Regions from separate parts of the Homo sapiens genome. Here region 1 is linked to region 2. The links are chromatin contacts, found by Hi-C or POLR2A ChIA-PET in ENCODE. All regions are on one chromosome and are shown on one strand. The core of a region is the stretch at or near the end of the contact, and the rest is flanking DNA. Distances in the headings are between cores, read along the strand shown.

Region 1 (3,647 bases), core at 418-2,917, 470 kb after region 2:
AAATACCTCTCCCTTTCCATTCCTTTTTTCCATCCTTTATCTGCTCTTTTCAACAGCCTGTATGAAGGCCAAAAATCAAAATATTATTTTGATAAGGCTTTTAGTAATAAATTGCTTTTTAAACTATGCACATGTATTACTTTAAAAATGCTACGTTTTAGAAAGCTGAATTATAATTATCCAGTATTCTATTTAGCACCAAATGGAAAAATTAAAAACTCAGCTTGAATGCTTCTGAATTTATAAGATAAGCCAGGCAACCCTAATACAAGTGTGGACAGATAACTTAATCTCAGCAATAAGTTGTACCAATATATCAAATACTTTAAAGAAGGATAAACATATAAATACAAATGAGTAGACATATGGGATTTAGTAAGTACAAACTAAGTAGAGAAATGTGTGTTTCTGGGGCCGATTACAAAGGAATTACAGCTATCTTTTCCTAAGTTCCTCTATCATGTTATACACTTACACTACACATACATTATCACTAATCCTCACAACAAGCCTAAGGAAGACTGCCCATATTTTATAAGTGAGTAAGAGGTAGGACCAGAATTTTAATATGAAGCTGTCTGACTCCCCGTTCATCTTCTTTCCACTATAACATAAAAATACATATTCAATTTAAATTTAGGATGGGAAAAGTTATGCTCTTTGCTCTTATTCTAATAGCAGATCATTTTCATTTTTTACTTGAAATTTTTTTTTCTTTTTTTAATAACAGAGACGGGATCTCACTGTGTTACCTAGCTGGTCTCAAACTCCTGGGCTCAAGCGATCCTCCTGCCTCGACCTCCCAAAGTGCTGGGATTACAGACATGAGCTACCTTGCCCAGCCAGCAGCTCATTTTAACCATGTTCCATGGTCAAGGATGACATTTAGCTAGTAAGCTCTGGTGTGGCATAAGGGCTAAAGGCTGTTCTGATTAATTAGGTATCTGTTCTGCTTGATTTGTGCCCATGCCATACTAATCATTAAATATTTTTAATATTACACCTGTCCATGGCACAGAACTTTCAGAGTTTTCAATCAAATACTTATTCAGACACTTGAAATAATCCAAAACCACTTCTTATGACATATTTTCCATACCTATAGGTATCACAGGTCTACTTCTATGCAAAATTCGACTGGTCTTCTCTCTAAGTAATAACATGCCAAGAGTCCCAGCTTTTATACTAGAAGCCTAAGCTTTGCCATATTTATATATATCAAAGCATGGGGCGCATCTTTAAATCAGCAGTACAAAATTACTATACTCTAGGTTTTTGCCAGCAAGTCCAACCTTGAAATGATTTCCTGCTTTTCTGGTCAAGTCAGGCTTGTAGCATTTCATGTTTGGGAAGACAGTCTAACACACAGGATACTACCCACACCTTCCTCAGTTCTTGCTATCATATTACATCACCAGAAAGTAATATATCTGGACATTAGCTTATGTCCTTAGATAAAAATGCCCTACACTGTTTCACACAAAGTTATAATCTTGGATTTTATCAAGATTCAATATAAGAAATGACCATATGGGGAAAAGGAAGCAATAGTATAAATATTTCAAAGACAAATCTAAATGTCATCATAACAAAAGTGTGATTTATTTCTGAGATCTTCTTACTCTAGATTTATTTATAAGTTAGTTACGTTAAAATCAGTTTTTCCCAACCAGCATACATAAGGTGTTGTACAAGCTCCCTCAGCTGGTTAAGATATAGAACTACCAAAACACATGTTCCATTAGGTTGACTGCGTCATCCTCTTCAGAAATTTCTGTAACTGCAGCCTGAGATCGAAGAATAGACGTGATGTCATTAGATAATTTGTCAAAGCCATTCTGTGAACATATATTTGCCACTTCTTGCCACTTTTCTATGGAGCAAAAGGAATCATTTATCATAAGACTTTCTACTGCATCTGTGGGGAAAAAATACAATATTATAGTATGGCACTTATTTGATAATCTATACTTTAGTGATTCTTCAAAAATAGAAAAGGACATAATTTCAACTCAGTTACTGTTAAACTCTACCTGATTCCCCTAAGATTAATGATATAACATGCAGTGCTCAGTCAAGCTCATGGTAAGTACTCGTGTTAGTTCCTTCTCCTCCTCCCTTATCATTAACCTCTTCATGTCTCAATTCAACCCTCTACCACTTCTCACATTTCACATCTCCACTCATCTCCTTCTTGTTAAGGCAGCAGATGTTGAAGGCTATAAGGCAGGAGCTCAGAAAGTGATGAATGTGGGCTCATCCTTATTCACAGAGTCTATAAGGCACCACTAGAAACTATGAAATAACTGTAAACCTATAGGTCAAGTTTTCATGATTTCAAACACTTATATAAATGCCTTAGTGGAGCTAACCCAAGGACTGAAGAAACTCTTTGACAAACTCTTTATCCTGTCTCTAGCTGGAGAACTCTTAATGATGGGGCTTCTATAACAAATATTTTTCTTAAGGAAATAAAATCATTTTGTTTGTTAAAGAAATTTAATATTATTTACTTTTAAAAATATCTTAGTGATCTATCAATTTATGGAACTCATTTCTTATCTATTACCTGCATTACTTATGGTACTTCATAAAAGAGGATCACTTTTTAGAATACTGTCATCACTATAATTTTATTTCTACCATAATTATTATTTTTATATGAAAATATTTTAGTTGATATCTGTAATGATAATTTCAAAATATAAAGTTATCTTCCAAAATATGTTTTCAAGTAATTTAAAATGAAGTTGTCTGTTCAACTTCCTATATTAAATTAATGAAAAGAAAATAAAAGTGAGTTTTAATTATTCTCTCTCTCATTTTTTTTGAGGCAGTGTCTCACCCAGGCTGGAGTGCAGTGGCACAGTCACGGCTCACTGTAGCCTTGAGCTCCCTGGGCTCAGGCGATCCTTCCACCTCATCCTCTCAAGTAGCTGGGACTACAGGTGCATGCCACATGTGGCTAATTTTGGTATCTTTTTCATAGAGACACGGTTTTGCCATGTTGCCCTGGCTGGTCTTGAACTCCTGAGCTCAAGCGATCCACCCGCCTCAGCCCCCCAAAGTGCTGGGATTACAGGGGTGAGCCACTGCACCCAGCCTAATTAGTTATTCTCTAATTCACAGCAGAGTTAGGTTCAGAGTGAATAACATATGTAAATACACATACATTTGGTTTAGGAATTAAAACATATAGTTTATATCTACATAACATTTAAAATACATATAAAAGCTAAATATACACATATGTCAATATATACAAAGTTTTTAGTGTTAGTGATCATAATTATTGTAATATTCCCCTCAAGCTTCATAAAGATACTCCCTTCATTCTAATTCTCTCAAGAAATATATCCTATTACCAATAGATTATTATTTACATGGCAATCTTTACATTTATAAACTCCTAAAGTTAACTCTTGCTAAGAAGGAACTCTTAGGGAAATTTGAGTTAACTCATGCATAACCATCTTGAACCTCTCCCTAGATAACCCACTACTATTTCTCCCACAACATTTTATTCTACTTACCTATCCCACCTTTATTGATTTCTTGAAGTAGCTTAATGCCAACTTTTTTCATGTCTGCAGAGAACAGATGAAGTATAGCAAGACCAAAAGATAAAGATGGTTGTTTCTCATTCA
Region 2 (3,627 bases), core at 247-2,746:
CCTAGCTCTATAAATCTATGTCATTCTGTTTAGTGTTCACCTTTAGACAGCAGAACCAAAAACCTCACTAATATAGAAAATTAGGTATTTGCAGGTACCAGCAGCAGGGTTCAAAAGAGTAAATTTTTTAGTCTCCTTCCCTTTAGTAAAGTGGATATTTTCAGAAATACAGAATTTTGGGTGTCAAGCTATTTGGATAATCGTTTCTCTAGTTTTCCTCACTCTAGAACCCAACTATGTGATATTGAGGCCTTTATATTACCATTCATTGATGACATAATACTGTCCCTTCTGCGTGCAATTTTGGAAATTTATTCATCTATGCTGCATAATGGTAGCAATTTAATGAACTTGTAACATATTATTTAGCTCATTAAAGTCTTTGCATTTAAACAATGTTGATGCTTTTAAGGTTGTGAAGAAATCTTAGTTTAATGCAGAATTAGTTCTAATACATTCTAGAATTTTATCAGAAAACTTTCATGGCCAGGCAAACTAAAAACACAGTAACAGTAACTCAGGCAATCACACAGACTCATGCATAATTAAATCCTCCTTTTACATTTTTTGGGAGTCTTCTTTGAGAGGATATTTTAAATATTGATGTTGTGCAACTATAATTAATAATAAATATTTGGAGTGCTATTGATGACAGTGGTGGGCCTTCCGGAGCAGCCGCTGCCACCACGCTGGCTGCAGTGGGGAGGCGCAGGCGGTGGTGGCAGGAGCCGCTGCAGGAGCAGCAGTGGCGGTGGTGGGTGTGCCCCACGTCCCCTGTGCCCCGCGTTCCTGAGGCAGCCAACTGCACCACCCTCACCTTCACACAGCGGGGCAGGACCCACTCCCAGGTTTGGGACCTCCACTGGGGCCTCAACCTTGCTCCCGCCACGTCTTGGCAGCCCCCGAGCCCCCAGCTGAAGGCACAACCAGGACTCATGGGGCCGCCTGAGAGCGTCGGGTTTGTTTGTGCAGAGTTTGCAGGGGCTGCTGCGCCGCCTGCACCTTGCCTACCGCTGCTGCAGGCAAAATGCGGAGAGGAGGCTAGCAGACCCTGGAGCCCACCCCTGGGAGACCCCTCGGAGCCTGCCGTCCTGGGAGCCCCCATGGTGGGGCCAGGCCGATTCACCCACTGGCAGGGGAGCAGTACGGTGGGGCATGGAGGGACAGGCAGAGAGGAGCCTGGAGGAGGAGCTGGGCCCGTGGCAATGCTGTGTTCCATGGAGTCGGCAGGAGCCCCGCCTTCCCAGGGACAGCTGTAGCCGCCCAAGTCGTGGCTGTGGACCCAGGCCTCCCTGTGCTCTTGGGGGCCGGGAGCAGGCAGGAGCCCTGCCCTCCCAGGTGCAGCTACAGCCGCCTAGCCGCGGCTGCGGATCCAGGCATCTCCGCACTCTTGGGGGCCAGGAAGGCCCCCCTTTACCCCCGCAGCCTTGGAGGTGTCTGCTCCTGCTGCCTGGCTTCTCCCAGCTCCTGCTGCTCACTCTGATCTCGGAGCAAGGTTGGGGCCAAGCCCAGGTGCTGTTGCAGCCCAGCTGGGTGTGCGCACACTCAGGGCAGCGCTGACACACCAGTCCCCTGCCGCCTCAGCCTCCTCTGGGCTTTGGGCACCGATAAGCCCGTGAGGGAGGCCGCGGCAGGGGCTGAGGGCAGCTTTGCACTGGCCTGCTGGTGCCCCTGGGCCGGAACCGCCTGGGCACCATAAAGGCGGCAGGATCAGACAGGCTCCTGGGAAACAGGCAGGTCCCTGGTGAAGCCCCACCTTCCATCCGGGGAAGGTCTGAAGTCTGGCGGCCGGGCTGCTGGTCCCGTGATCAGAGTGGGAACTTGTGGTGCTTTTTTCGGGCCGTCCATGGCTGCTAATGGACTGACTGGCACACACTTCCTCCCCTCTGAGGCCCATAAAAAGCCACGGACTCAGCCAGACCTGAAGAGACGATGGGACGACCTACCTAAAGAGAAGACCTACCCTTCTCTGCTGAGAGCTGAACACTCATTGGGAAAACCCTGGCTACCTAGAGGAGCTACCTACTGCGGGTCTCCTCTGAGCTGTTCTGTTGTTCAGTAAAGCTCCTCTTTGTCTTGTTCATCCTCCACTTGTCCGTGTACCTCATTCTTCCTGGACACCCAGGACAAGAAATCGGGACCCGTCAAATGGTGGGGCTAAAAGAGCTGTAACACAAACAGGGCTGAAACACGCCTTTTGCTTGCCACGTTGCGGGCAACAAGAAGGAGAGAAGAGAGAAGAAAAGAAGAGCTGCAGCCCGTCAGGGATCCCAGACCTAGGAGCTCCCCGAGCCAGGTCTGTGACACCCTCTTTAGGGCTCTGCAGTTTCTGGCGTCTCCAAGCTTCTGGGTATCACCATGTTCCCTGATGTCAGCTGTGGAAGTTGCTTATGGTACGCCTGGTCTAGCAGCAGCCTTGCGGGGAGCCAGCTCTGGAGCCAGCACCTGGAGCTGCCCACCCTGCTGCAGCTGGAGTGCCTGGCTGCGCACAGTGGCCGGACCCCAAGCTCGCCCACACCTCTTGCTGCTCCACGCCTGACTTGCCCTTGGCAGGTGTGGGATCCAGGCCAGTAGTGCGAGCCAAGGGTAACCTTCCAGGCAGAGTGGGCGGAATGAGCCCAGAGGGCCAGAGCAAAACCCAGCAAAGGTACCACTGGCCACAGAGGTTTCTGGATGGCCAAGTGACACTCCAAGGATCCCATAACGCTATGTGGTATGTATTATAATCACTTTACATACATTCTCCAGTTCATCGAATTCTCACAACATATTTATGAAATGTGTTTTATTATCCATGCCTATTTTAAAGATAAGTAAACTGAGATGTTAAGAGATAAATAACTTGCCCAGGGTCACATATCCAGATGGTAGAATTGGACTTGAATGGAGATGTCTGACTCCAGAGCCCAAATCCTTAACCATCACCCTACACTTTCTCCCTATTCTCATTGGAGAAAATGATAAACCAAAATCTTACTTGATTCATTTTAATGAAACTATAATTTAATAATGAAAGTATAATTTATAATAATGAAACTATAATGAAAGCACTCTGCAAGGATAATGAGTAAACACCTTCAGATGGAAATAGGCCCAAGAGAAGATTCTGTAGCAGATGCTGCTCACCTGATTATGACCTTAGTATTTTGGCTGAAATAGTCAGTGAAGACACACCCTGTCCAGAATCCTGGCTCTAACAATATTTGGAACAGTTGAAAAATATTAATTTTAAAAACTGGAAAAAAGAGATCTATGGAGCATGTAGAACATATAAAAAATAGAATAGTAGAGCAAACTTACATGTGCTCATTATCCAGCTTTAGTAATTATCAGCTCAGGGCCTATTTGGCTTTATGTAGAATCCCATCCACTTCTCCCTACCCTCTCCAGATTATTTCTAAACAAATTAAGCAAATTCACACTTCAAATCTTTTCATGGTGAATAATTCAGCATGAATCTCTAAAAGATAAGAACTCTTGTTTGAAAGCATAACCACAATACCATTATAACTTCTAAAATTTAATAATACCTTAAAATCATCAAACATTGAGTATTAACAGTTTCATGATTATCTCATAGTTCTTTTTTTTTTTAACAGCTTGTTCAACCCTGGATCCAAATATGCT

Evidence for each region. Hi-C counts contacts between places; a loop is a spot of excess contacts on that map. ChIA-PET counts read pairs that join two places held with the same protein, here RNA polymerase II (POLR2A). Pooled maps may share reads with other maps.
Region 1: a pooled map shows a loop between it and region 2 (5-fold over the local background). The contact joins two enhancer-like sites. A Hi-C loop is called at or near these places in 2 of 168 maps with a recorded cell type or tissue (CD4-positive, alpha-beta memory T cell and naive thymus-derived CD4-positive, alpha-beta T cell), 3 of 37 single-sample maps with no recorded cell type and 11 of 50 pooled maps. POLR2A ChIA-PET finds 5 or more read pairs at or near these places in 1 of 52 experiments (A673).

What each region holds. Positions count from the first base shown.
Region 1 is chr2:55,174,069-55,177,715 of GRCh38, forward strand. CLHC1 (clathrin heavy chain linker domain containing 1) reads right to left here. Exons shown (of 13, transcript NM_152385.4): 12 at 3,534-3,647; 13 at 1-1,918. The coding sequence ends at 1,722. Among named protein-coding and RNA genes, the nearest start is that of CLHC1, 56 kb to the right of the region's middle. Within about 2 kb of position 1,668, at least 2 of the 41 ENCODE cell types and tissues checked have a DNase peak (open chromatin) inside an H3K27ac peak, as active enhancers do.
Region 2 is chr2:54,707,900-54,711,526 of GRCh38, forward strand. No RefSeq gene overlaps it. Among named protein-coding and RNA genes, the nearest start is that of EML6, 14 kb to the right of the region's middle. Within about 2 kb of position 1,497, at least 11 of the 41 ENCODE cell types and tissues checked have a DNase peak (open chromatin) inside an H3K27ac peak, as active enhancers do.